2 separate regions of the Homo sapiens genome follow, and region 2 is linked to region 1. A link is a contact called in ENCODE Hi-C or POLR2A ChIA-PET data. All regions are on one chromosome and are shown on one strand. The core of a region is the stretch at or near the end of the contact, and the rest is flanking DNA. Distances in the headings are between cores, read along the strand shown. Region 1 overlaps SGMS1 (sphingomyelin synthase 1). Region 2 overlaps SGMS1 (sphingomyelin synthase 1).

Region 1 (6,609 bases), core at 1,775-4,274:
TAAATGATAAGAACACATGGACACGTAGAGGGGAACAGCACACACTGGAGCCTTTCAGAGGGTAGAGGGTAGGAGGAGGGAAAAGATTAGGAAAAATAACTAATGGATAGTAGGCTTAATATCTGTGGGATGAAATAATCTGTTCAACAAACTCCCATGACACCAGTTTACCTACATTAAGAAAAAGGCCGGGCGCGGTGGCTCACACCTGTAATCCCAGCACTTTGGGAGGCCGAGGCGGGCGGATCACGAGGTCGGGAGATCGAGACCATCCCGGCTAAAACGGTGAAACCCTGTCTCTACTAAAAATACAAAAAATTAGCCGGGCATAGTGGCGGGCACCTGTAGTCCCAGCTACTTGGGAGGCTGAGGCAGGAGAATGGCGTGAACCCGGGAGGCGGAGCTTGCAGTGAGCAGAGATCCCGCCACTGCACTCCAGCCTGGGCGACAGAGCGAGACTCCGTCTCAAAAAAAAAAATAAAATAAAAAAAAATACAAAAAATACAAAAAAAAAAAAAAATTAGCCGGACGTGCTTGCAGGCGCCTGTAGTCCCAGCTACTTGGGAGGCTGAGGCAGGAGAATGGCGTGAACCCAGGAGGCGGGACTTGCAGTGAGCTGAGATCGCACCACTGCACTCTAGTCTGGGCAGCAGAGTGAAGATTCCGTCTCAAAAAAAAAAAAAAAAAAGTTAAGAAAAAAAAAAAAGGATGTGCTGTATCTGTCAAAGTGTGGAAGAGGCTTAATTAATGATTAAACTGTACTTCTCTGAAATAAAATTTGGCTAAAATGCCTTAATTTTAGGAGAAAATGTTTAAATAGAATGTGATCTATTTGATCTGCACTTTTTCACAAATGCAAGCAGGATAGAAACCATGTTAATCAAGTTAAATTCTGTAAAAAGACTGGTCATTCATACAATAGATGTTCAAAATCTAGCTTTACACAGACCAACAGTTAGGCTCCCAATATTTAAATGTACATATAAACATAGAAGTTTATTCTACAGATGTACTGAAGAATGTGTAAAATAACGAATATAAGGATATACTTCTCAATATTATTTATAAAAGCTCTAAGGTTTAAGTAGGGGGCTGGCTAAAAACATTTTGTTAATTTCATATATTGAAATTGTCCAACTACATTAAAATAAATTGAATAGATTTCTCTGGCTGATATGGAATTGTCACCAAGAATTATAAAAAAAAAAAGAGCAAAGTTTGGAATAGTATGCATATCATACACAGAACATGTTTGTATCTACATAGAACATATATGGAAAAATACATAAGAAAATTTGGCCTATCTCTGGGGAAGGCAAGGGAGAACTGAGATGAAAGGGAGGATTTTCACTTTCGGCATCCTTCTATGTTGTTTACAGAGCTTTTTAAAGTCATGTGCACGTATTTCCTTTTTTTAATTAAAAAATGAACAATTTTTTAAAAATAAAACAGCAGACACTCCATACCTGTCGGTTTTCCTTTATACTGAATCCAGTGTGTTACATGATAAGCATGACCAATGCAGACAGATATTACAGTTCCTTGCTTCTCTGCAAAACCACCAACCACCTTTCCTAAATTTGAGTAGATGAGGCACATGCTGTGCAGGAAAAGGGCCTACAAAACATTTGAAAAGTGTGTTTTTGTATTCTGGTATAAATAATTCTTTAATGGCTCTAAATGTCTTTCTGCCTTTATTGTCAAGCTGGCAGTAGTACCTAGCACGCTGTCTTGCATAAACTTCAAAAAAAGTACTCTGCTGGTCAATGGCTGTTCTTTATCCTCCAGCCAAATGCCTAAGGGACTGTATGAACCTATTCACATCAGTGAACATCAACATACAGCTTCCTTACCAGACAGAATCACACTGTGTACTCTACCACCACTCCACACTATGCCCATCACCAAACACTACCCAGAAAAGCAACGAGGCACACAGCACTAGTAAATGCCCCATTTGTCCTGTTCCTCAACAAAACACAAGCCAGCCCACTTAATAATGTCCAGAAGCTGTTATATATTCCAAGTAGGAACAGACATGGCCAGAGCTGCCTAATGGCTCCCAGATCCCAGTTTAAAGACAACCCTAGGCCTTCCTATATCACATTCCAGGTGATCCCATGGCTTTGGGAGAATAAAAACAGCTCCTCTCTACCAGTACCTAGGCCTGGCTACCATCTCAAATTCATTATGAGCTGTGTGATCTTAGGCAAACTGCTTAGCCTCTCTAATCCTGGATGTCCTCATCCGCAAAATGGTGCCAGTAATGTCACCCATCTATATAGCTCACAGAGCTACAGTAAGGATAAAGCTTTTGGCATCCAAGTAGTCCTCCATGCATGTCAACTAATGTCACTACCAACATCTTTAGACACAAACCCACAGCAGCCTCCTGTTTGGTCTCCCTAATTCCACTCTAGCTTCCACCCACTGGTAAAAGTGATCTTAAAAGGGGGATATGGTAAAGTCATCCTCCACCCTTCTTCCAACACTGAAATGTAGAGACAGCTCTACTGTCATTAGAATGAAGTCCAGAAGGCTCGATGCAAACCTCTCCAAGTGTCAACGATTAACGATGAGAACTCTGCCTCCACCCACACCTCTCTTCCCCACAATAGGGTAGCCTTGACAGATGATCCTAATTCTCCTTTGATGACATTTTCAAACTTACAAAGTTGTCTAATAAGGATCATTATGCACTTCAGTGTGAGCTCCATTCACCACTATACTGCTCACATAGCTATCAACTAACAAGAAATGTTGAGGACTCATCTTTTCAAGAATTACAATCTATACAACCCATAATAGTGTTAAAGCTGGAAGACATGACAAACAAGCTTCAGTGTTCTATCATATTAAACTTGTCCATATGGAGCTGAACAGAACCAGTGAGATTATGCAAGAGAAGCCAAAAGGTAAGTGAGTATTAAATACCAGATCCTGGCCGGGCGCGGTGGCTCACGCCTATAATCCCAGCACTTTGGGAGGCCGAGGCAGATGGATCGCCTGAGTTCAGGAGTTTAAGACCAGCCTGGCCAACATAGTGAAACCCTGTCTCTACTAAAAATACAAAAAATTAGCCGGACGTGGTGGTGCATGCCTGTAATCCCAGCTACTCAGAAGGCTGAGGCAGGAGAATCATTTGAACCTGGGAGGCGGAGGTTGCAGTGAGCCAAGATCGCACCATTGCACTCCAGCCTGGGCAACAACAGCAAAACTCATCTAAAAAAAAAAAAATTCCAGATCCTTCAGTTGACAGGTCAGACCAGATGATTCATCCACCTACCATCTAACACTGTGCCTAACTGAAATGCATGACTTTCAGTTAGAGGTTTCACTTTGGACATATCTGTTTACCTATTTGAATGTGAGCCCTAAGTTATTTTTATATTTTGCTTTTCCTCTCAGGCTGAGAAAGCTGCTGCTAAAAACTCTCAGAGTAAAAGTATGCTGATATCACACTCCAGGGAATTTGGTTTCTAAGAAAAGCCCACTCATTTTTAAAAGACAAGATGAAGAGAACACAGACTTCAAGCAAGTTGGGAGTTAGGGAAATATAACTCAAGGTCTCAATGACTTGCCCACCACCCCTGCTTTTTCAGCAATGCTGTTTGGGGGAGGGGATCATGGTAACTTAACATGGGAAAGATGTGATCGGATAAAATCTCTTTTATCATTCAGAGGGAAGAGGAATTCACAACCAATCACTTCAATCCTTATTTTCTTTTTAAAGCATTATTTTTATTGTGGTAAAATATACATAACATAATTTATCACCTTAATCATTTTTAAGTATATAGTTTTATGGCTTTAAGTACATTCACATTGTTGTGTAACCATCACCACCATCCATTTCCAGAGTGTTTTCAACATCCCAAAGAGAAATTCTGTACCTATTAAACAGTAACTCCCCTCTCAGCCCCTGGAAACCACCATTCTACTTTCTGTCTTTATGAATACACTAGGTACCTCATATATGTAGAAGCATATAGTATTTTTCCTTTTGTGACTAGCTGATTTCACTTACTATAATGTCCTCAAGGTTCATCCATGTTGTAGCAAGTGTCAGAATTTCCTTCCTTTTTAGGGCTGAATAATATTCCATTGTATGCAAACATCCTATTTTGTTTACCCATTCATCCATCAATGGGTATTTAGGTTGTTTCCTCTCCTTGGTTATTATGAATAATGCTGCTATAAACCGGGGTGTACAAACATATCTTCAAGAACCTGCTTTCAACACTTTCAGGTCTAAACCCAGAAGTGGAATTGCTGGATTATATGGTAGTTCTATTTTTAATTTTTTTCAGGAACTGTCATATTGTTTTCCATAGCATCTGTACCATTTTACATTCCCACCAATAGTGCACGAGTGTTCCAATTTCTTCATATCCTGGCCAACATTTGTTATTTTCTGGGTTTTTTAATAGTAGCCATCCTACTGGTAATTCTTTAAGTATTTTTATTTTTAAACTGGCTAATAGAATTAAACTTTTGTCCCATCTATGCAATTGGCTAAGAATATTAGAAAACCTGATTTTCATGAGTATGCTACTATTCACTTTCTGAGAGGTAATTTTAATAATAGCAGCTGAGATTAAATTTTAAAAATAAAGCTTTGGACACAAAACCATCCTGTATTCAAATATGAAACAGCTACTTCTGAAGCAAAGTACCTTCCCTAAGCCTTGGTTTTCTCATTGGTGAAATGGAGCTATGAATATCCATTTCTTAAAGTTCTTGGGAGAATTCACTTACGAAATTGTACAAAGCACTTAGCATGCTCTCTGGCTCCTAAGAAGCACTTAAAGAAAGACAGATGATGATAAGGAGGAGGAAAGTCTCATTATTGCTGGTATACCACTAAAAGTTAAGTCACAAAAAGGTCTCTTTAGCATTGAAATATACATATCCTTTCCTCAACTACTCCCAGATGACCCTGTTTTACAATTCATATATATACTCACCAAACCTCAAGATTGTCACTGTAGACAAGATAGTATTTTCTTATATACAAATTATAAACATAAATATTCTTTTCCCAAAGGCAGGATATTCAGGTAGGACAATAAACAGTGGTAGCATATCACAAAATTATACCTTTTTTCAGTTTGAAAAAGTGGTAACAAGAACTTGTCATATATTTTAAGTTATACTTAATTTAGTTACAGCAAAAAGGTAGAGTGCACATTGTGAGACAAGATTGGTTTTCCCTCTTCTCTTGATTAGTTAATTAAAAAGTTAATGCCAAATGGCTATATTTTAAACGTATGGCTTAGGCTAAATTCACATATTGTATCTAAAAAACAAGCTTGATCAGCCTGGCGCAGTGGCTCACGCCTGTAATCCCAACACTTTGGGAGGCAAAGGCGGGCGGATCATGAGGTCTGGAGTTCGAGACCAGCCTGACCAACATGGTGAAATCCCGTCTCTACTGAAAAATACAAAAATTAGCCAGGTGTGGTAGCATGTGCCTGTAATTCCAGCTAGTCAGGAGGCTGAGGCAAGAGGATCGCTTGAACCCGGGAGGTGGAGGTTGCAGTGAGCCAAGATTGCACCACTGCACTTCAGCCTGGGTGACAGAGCGGGACTCCATCTCAAAAACAAACTAACAAACAAACAAACAAAAAAACAAGCTTGATCTGTTGTAGATTTCCTGGGTATCTTTAACTTGGAATTTTTATCAGGCTTCTCATTTAAATTCAAAGAATCTATGGGAAAGTCTCAGAAATCACTTAACCCAAACTGCCATCAAATAGCTGCTGTTCTGTTTATAGAAATTTACTAATAAATTACAGTAAAATATAAAACAATTGGGAACCTGAAGCAATTGTGAAAGAAGATATATGCTTACTTCTCATTTAAAGAAATCAAATAAATGAAAATCGGTTTTAAAATAAAGGTTAAACCAAAAGGGTACTAATTCACCATCAAAACACTTCCAGACCCTCTATGAGTGTGTGTGCCACGCATTTTTCTAAGCACTTACATTGACACCTTTAATTTCTACATAAGGATTCTGATTTGGGTTCCATTAATATTACAAGGCACTTTAAATTGACCCTTAAAGTTGTGACACATTAACTTTATTCATATACTCCACTGAGAAATATTCATGTGAAATAGCACTCCAAAACCTTAATTATGTTACTGGCTTCAGGACTACCACCTTGGCTAACGTAAGTCCATACTAACTTTTTTCTTCCATCCACCCAGAGACATGGTTCAAAACATCAGGATGCCTTGATAATGGCATTAGTTTAGGTTTATTAGCTCAGGAAATTCTTTCTGTTGCAATCATTGTTCCATTAAAATTCTTTAAAATTACTCTTTAATTTCAGTAACTAAGGTATATGGGCATGTAATCTTAAATATTTCTATGGTAGTTCAAGAGTAATAAGGGATCTCATCTGATTTTCCAAAGAACCAATTAACCAATGCTGGGAAGACACAGGGTCACATTATGAGTATCTATCAACCCTGGGTCTCAGTGATTATGGGGGCCAGCCAGAAGGAATGGCCTCCTTCCCTCTCATCCCATGTCATCCTCTCCTGCAATTTATGCTCTGGCAATAATATCTATACTTCCCCCAAATGTGCCCTTCTGTG
Region 2 (6,831 bases), core at 4,075-6,574, 42 kb after region 1:
CCAAAAAAGGAAGTTGGGTATGGTGGCACATCCCTATAGTCCCAGCTACTTGGGAGGCTAAGGCAGAAGGATCACTTGAGCCCAGGAGTTCAAGTCTAGCCTTGTCTACACAGTAAGACCATATCTCAAGGAGAAAAAATAAGGAAAGTTAAAAACCATAAATTTATCCCCAAAATATATAGAATGTAAGTTTTTAAAGCCCAATAAACTATGCATCTATGTATTTACCTATCTGCACACACACATTTAAGTATAGCAAAAGGTCTACAAAGATACATTCAACTGATAAAAGTGGGTACTTATAGGGATGGAAAGGGAAAGAGAGAGGAGACAGTCAAAGAGGGCTCTGTATAGTGTTAAAATTTTTGAGATGTATTCATCTATCATTTGCATAACTAAAAAGAAGTTAAAATATAGTACTGGGCACATTAAAAATAATGTAACAAATAGACATTGTGGACATTGGCTCAATGTCACCTATTATTCAAAGGAATGTAAATTGAACCAACGCAATATTTTGTATTAAATTGGCACTTTAAAATATTCAATGCTACTGATAGTAAAATGAGATGAATGCTTCCCTACACAGGGAACCATTATCCATCAGGAGCCTTAAATATGCCCATGCTGTTTGACACAGTTCCAGTTTGAATCTATCTTAAGGAAATAATTAGAAATGAGGATAAAATTTGTATTACTGTTTTCACTACTAAGATGCAAAATTACCCAATCGTTCAACAACAGGGAAGCGATTTACAAAACTGAGATATTCACATAGTTGAATAGTATGCAGCCATTAAAAATTATATTCATGCAGAAATGCTTCAGATATTAAATGAGGACAGCAGGATGCAAAAATAGTCTTAAAAATATAAAATATATACACATAGAAAAAGAATAGGCAAAATACACCAAATAGGTTAACAAAATGATAGCTGTGTTCTCACACCTTTCTTGTTTAGTTTTGTATCCACAGCAACTCAAACAGTTTCCAGCTTATGGCATCAGACATGCAGACATTGCTAAGTGAATAACTTTTCCATTAAAAACAATAGCTATTGGCCAGATGTGGTGACTCATGCCTGTAATCCCAGCACTCTGGGAGGCCGAGGCGGTTGAATCACCTGAGGTCAGGAGTTCAAGACCAGCCTGGCCAACATGGTGAAACCGTCTCTACTAAAAATACAAAAATTAGCCCGGCATGGTGGCAGGTGCCTGTAGTCCCAGCTACTCGGGAGCCTGAGGGAGGAGAATCACTTGAACCTGGGAGGGAGAGGTTGCAGTGAGCCAAGATCACACCACTGCACTCCAGCATGGTGAGAAAGTGAGAGTCCATCTCAAAACAACAACAACAACAACTATCATCTTAAAAAGTGTCTAGTCTTTTTAATTGTACCCTAGCTGTTCATATGAAGCATGCCTATGCACAGAATTTATTCTGAGAAATGCTGCTGCAAGTATTTCCTTAAAGCAAGCTTATTTTTTTTTTCTTTGAGATGGAGTCTCACTCTGTCACCAGGCTGGAGTGCAGTGGTGCAATCTCAGCTCACTGCAACCTCCGCCTCCCGGGTTCAAGCGATTCTCCTGCCTCAGCTTCTCAAGTAGCTGGGATTACAGGTACAGGTGCACCACCACACCTAGCTAATTTTTGTATTTTGAGTAGAGATGGGGTTTCACCATGTTGGCTAGGATGGTCTCGATCTCTTGACTTCGTGATCCACCCGCCTCGGCCTCCCAAAGTGCTGGGATTACAGGCATGAGCCACCACGCCAGGCCAAGCTTAAATTCTTAATGGGCTGATTCACAGATACCACTCTATGACCACAGGATCTAGGTGTTAAGATGGAAACTTGACTCTTCTGAACATCAGCTCTAGAGTCTGAGATGCTCTCACACCTCTGATTCAGCCACTTTTGGGGGAGAGGGGCCAAGCTTGGCCTTTATGGCTGCTACCCAACCCCACTCAGACATGAATGTATTACGTCTCAGTGGGAATTTCCTAGGCAGAGCTTCAAACTAGACAAATGTAGTTAGTATTACTGTATTAGATTTCATTTTTATACATTCTTCTTCTTTACTATATTGATATCCCTTCTTGCTTCACATCCTTCAGTTCTTCCCCCACACATATCCACTCCTTGTAATCAAAATCCTCATTTCCAGCTGGGCACAGTGCTCATGCCTGTAATCCTAACACTTTGGGAGGCTGAAGTCGAAAGATCTCTTGAGCCCAGGAGTTTGAGACCAGCCTGGGCAACACACCAAGACCCCATCTCTACCAAAAATCAAAAATTAGTCAAAAATGGTGGTGCACGCGTATAGTCTCAGCTACTCAGGAGAATGAGGTGGGAGGATCCCTTGAACCCAGGAGATCAAGGCTGCAGTGAGCTGTGATTGTGCCACTGCATAAACAGTCAAGACCCTGTCTCAAAAAAATGAACAAAGAAACAAACAAACAAACAAAAAAAACCCATTTCCTTTTGAGGAATAAACCTATCAGAAATATTTAGATTTAAAATGATAGAATATATAATTATTGAGATTTTAAATGATTAGAACTACCAGGAATATTTGGAGTAAAGGGTCAACAAGGCACCTGTTAATAATCATGTTTTTATTGCTGTATTAAACTGCTTAATTACAAAAATAATTCTACATGCTCACAGAAAACATTTTATGTACAGCACTAAAGCTCTAAGAGGAAAAACTACCTAGAATTTCACTTCTCAAAGATAATCCAAGTGAATATTTTGATTAATGCCCTTCCAGGTCTCTCCTCCATGTTTACAAAGTTTCCTTATTGAAATCTTAATCTGTTTATTATAGCATGTTTTTCATACATTTTGTCCCATGTCATACTTTTCTTCATACATGAAAAATATGAAAAACATGCTATAATCATTGTCATCATTAAAAACATGCTATAATCATTGTCAAGATTATGCAATAGTCTATCATATAGGTGAATTATATTTATTCAATCCCCTTTTGGACATCATCTGGGTTGCTTCCAATGTTCAGCATTTAGGCATCCTCAGAGTGAAATCTCTGAATACATCACTAATCATTTCCTTAGAAGTTACTCTTAGAAGTAGAGTAACAGAGAGACAAAGGGTTGACACATTGCTTCTTGTTTGGTCCCCAGGCCTTCCAGGGAAAACAGCCCACTGAGTCATCTTAGCATTTGCATTTCTCTCAAGCTCCTTTGGCTGAATTTTCCCAGTCTGCATCTCTAACATGTCTAACTGAATGACTGATACATATCAATGCATATCCCAGGACCCTCTACTGATCTTGTTTGATCCTTAGTTCAAACCTTTGTTTTTTCCACACAGTAGCTTTCTGATCAACGGACAAAGTAACCTTTTCTCCAGAAAGTTTGGAGTATGGAGCCTGTACCTCCAAATCTCAAACCCTCCTACTGCTAAGACTACTCACCTGGGATGGTGTCAGAGATAAAATGTTGGGGTACTCAGCCCTCTACCCCATTTCATGATGCTAACACTTAATTTACTTAGCATCATCCTGTTTCTTTTCTTTTTTTTCTTTATATATATATATAGATATATATATATTTTATTATACTTTAAGTTCTAGGGTACATGTGCACAACGTGCAGGTTTGTTACATATGTATACATGTGCCATGTTGGTGTGCTGCACCCATTAACTCGTCATTTACATTAGGTATATCTCTTAATGCTATCCCTCCCCGCCACCCCCTGCCCGCCCCCATTCCACAACAGGCCCCGGTGTGTGATGTTCCCCATCCTGTTTCTTTTTGTGAAACCAAGGTTTCAGTGGGACTACATGCTGGTAGTTTTTGAAATAGGAATGTTGCCTGAGTGGAACAGTAGCTGCTTAGGATTATTCCCTAGGTCATAGAGCTTGTCTACATTGTACCGTCAGGAAGAATGAGGTTACAAAGCAGAATTCAAGAAGAGTGACACCTTCACTGTGAGAGCACAAAAGCCATCCAAGAAGATGGCTTCAACCATTTGCTTATTTACCCTACAAGTAACTAAGCTCAAACTGCATCTATTAAGCCATATGAATCCCATTACATATTAAATGTTTGGTCAGTTCTCAAGAAGGCACTGCTACTCAGGAGGCTGGGGCAGGAGGCTTGCTTGAGCCCAGCTATTCAAAGTTACAGTGAGCTATGATTATGCCACGGCACTCCAGCCTGGGCAACAGAGTGAGATCCTGCTCTGGAAATACAGAGATTAAACAAATAATAATAAGGTGCTGGATAAGATGCAGATAAAACCAAAGAGCTTATCAGGGGTGGGTGGGTGGGCTCACACCTGTAATCCCAGCACTTTGGGAGGCCGAGGCAGGCAGATCATGAGCTCAGGAGATCGAGACCATCATGGCTAACATGGTGAAACCCCGTCTCTACTAAAAATACAAAAAAATTAGCCGGGCGTGGTGGTGGGTGCCTGTAGTCCCAGCTACTCAGGAGGCTGAGGCAGGACAATGGCATGAACCCGGGAGGCGGAGCTTGCAGTGAGCCAAGATCATGCCACTGTACTACAGCCTGGGCTACTGAGTGAGACTCCATCTCAAAAAAAAAAAAAAAAAAAAGAGATAGCTTATCAGGGGTGCCTTCAGCATTCTGGACAGGACAATCCTTCATTAAGTGGGACCCTCCCACTCCCAACTACTGAAAGGTATTTAGCATCCCACACCCTCAGGACATTAAATCCTGATATACACACCCCTCATCATCATGACCACTGAAAATGTTCCCACACATTTCAAAACACCAGAGGAGAGGGATGACACCATTCCCCACTGACAACTTCTGTGTCTACTTAGTGGGATGGAATTCACATTCAGGAAATGACAGAAAACAATACTGATCTGGAGGTGGAACTGTGAGATAAAAGCTGTAAGTATCATTAAGTGGTCAAAGGCGATCCAAAAGAGTAGAGCAAGTTTTGATAAGAACAGGAGATGGAGACTTGTAACCTTCCCCAGAATCCAGTCCAGGGTTAAAGTCTGCCATGAAATGCCTTCTCATCAACACCCTGGATTTCCCCTACTTAAGCTGATTACATGAACTAATACAAGGAAACCACCGAACTCGGTGAGCAGCACATCCTACACACTTGGCAATGCCAACTTTTAAAACACAGGTATTGTTCCTGTCCTCCTGCTCAGGGCAAGCGTTCTTGCCATGTGGGCATCCAGGGAGGGCAGAACAGTGACAGCCCTGGTGAGCATGAAGGGCACTGCTGGCCTTCCCCTGCCGGGCTTCTCCAGAGGACTCAACCATAGGCCCCACCCATTCACTGCTGGACTGAGGAGATCTGACCCCTGTCTAGTTCCTTCCCGCCTGTGTCAGCTGTGGTCAAAGGGCCATTGTTCCCGGAAGGCCAGTGTGTTTTAGCCATCTAGGAACAATGCCCCTTGTTGATCCTCTGTGCTCCAGTTGAATAAGGTCATAGACTGTTTTCAACCTTAGTCACAATCAATATCATCACCTTTTATTGTATAGTGTTGGCATTGATATGTTTTCTGATAACATCTATATGCTCAGGTGAGACTGAAAAGGTCGGTGAATGAGCCATCTTTTATGGATCCTGTTCGAAATTTATTAATGACACAGTATACACTAAGTATTATATGGGACCTGATTCTCAAACTTATGGAGCTTATTTAAAGTACAAAGTGATCACTTTAAAATGCAGTTTTCTGGGCCTCTCAAATTCTGATTCAGTAAGTTGTGGGGGCATGAACCTGCAAATTAACCATCCCCACATGTTTCTGATACAGGTGATCCATGGGTATGCTTTGTGAAACACTGCCACAGAATGATAGTAAACTGAATTTAAAATGAGCATCTTCTTCTTGATGTTTTATATTCTATCTCCTTGAAATGGATCTTTCACTAGCAAAATAAACATTAAGTAAAAGTCCAATGGAAACAAGAAATCAACTTAATTATGAAAGAAAATTAGAGTCCCTGCTGTAAGGCTCATATATAGACATGATAAGCCTATGCAACTGAAAGTTTAATTTATGTGTATATAAAATTTACATTTTAGTCTGCATAAGAGAGTGGCTAAACAGAAAATGATTATTTATGTCAAAGCATACTGAATGTAATTATACAACCTTATATTTGAATATGCTCTACTAATTTTTCAGTATTTCTTACTTAATCTTCATGAAAGAATTATCTTATCTTACAATCTGATGACCTGTATTAGACTGGCATGAAAATTAAGGCATGAAAAGTTTATGCAACATGTTTAAAGGTCAATACAAGGACCTAAACATCCAGAAGGTGATGACATTTTCTGCTAGATTAGAAATGTCAAATAGGTTTCATGCCACATGCCAATTCACACAGACCAGTAGAGTACTAAGAAAGCCAGCCCAGGGGAAGGATGTGGTGATAAATTAGTAATAAATAGACTGGCTCGTCTGGCAGGTAAAAAAAAATGGTGGCATCTGTGCCACACCTCATGCTAGATATGCCAACTCTCAGAGTATTTAGCAGCACTTAAAATACTCACAATTACCACTACTCTCATTCTTTCACTCAACAAATATGAATAAGCATCCACTATATGCCAGCCACTAGACATATACCAACAGACTGCTATCAAGGGGGTCAATGTCATGCAATAAGGTGGTTTCTAACCTAAGGCTTTCTCTGACAAAATGAGATTTAAGGGGGAACTAAAGAAATAATTAAAGTCAACAATTTGAAAAAAGAGAGAGGAAAGTGGAAGTGAATGCTATCTCAGAGAAACCAAAACTAAGCCACCATGACTGGATTGAAGAGGGGGAACACGGAGGGCTGGGGATTAGTGGGCAA

The links. A loop is a pair of places that touch in the nucleus more often than their neighbours do. ChIA-PET counts read pairs that join two places held with the same protein, here RNA polymerase II (POLR2A). Pooled maps may share reads with other maps.
Region 2: a map of B cell shows a loop between it and region 1 (2.9-fold over the local background). The contact joins two enhancer-like sites. A Hi-C loop is called at or near these places in 4 of 168 maps with a recorded cell type or tissue (B cell, GM12878, HepG2 and 1 more), 22 of 37 single-sample maps with no recorded cell type and 12 of 50 pooled maps. POLR2A ChIA-PET finds 5 or more read pairs at or near these places in 10 of 52 experiments (GM10248, GM12878, H1 and 7 more).

What each region holds. Positions count from the first base shown.
Region 1 is chr10:50,494,569-50,501,177 of GRCh38, forward strand. All of the region lies in intron 3 of SGMS1 (sphingomyelin synthase 1), which reads right to left. Among named protein-coding and RNA genes, the nearest start is that of SGMS1, 130 kb to the right of the region's middle. Within about 2 kb of position 3,025, at least 2 of the 41 ENCODE cell types and tissues checked have a DNase peak (open chromatin) inside an H3K27ac peak, as active enhancers do; they include GM12878, where a contact is called at or near this core.
Region 2 is chr10:50,533,892-50,540,722 of GRCh38, forward strand. All of the region lies in intron 2 of SGMS1 (sphingomyelin synthase 1), which reads right to left. Among named protein-coding and RNA genes, the nearest start is that of SGMS1, 87 kb to the right of the region's middle. RefSeq lists a silencer at 4,658-4,952 and an enhancer at 4,945-5,154. Within about 2 kb of position 5,325, at least 5 of the 41 ENCODE cell types and tissues checked have a DNase peak (open chromatin) inside an H3K27ac peak, as active enhancers do; they include GM12878, where a contact is called at or near this core.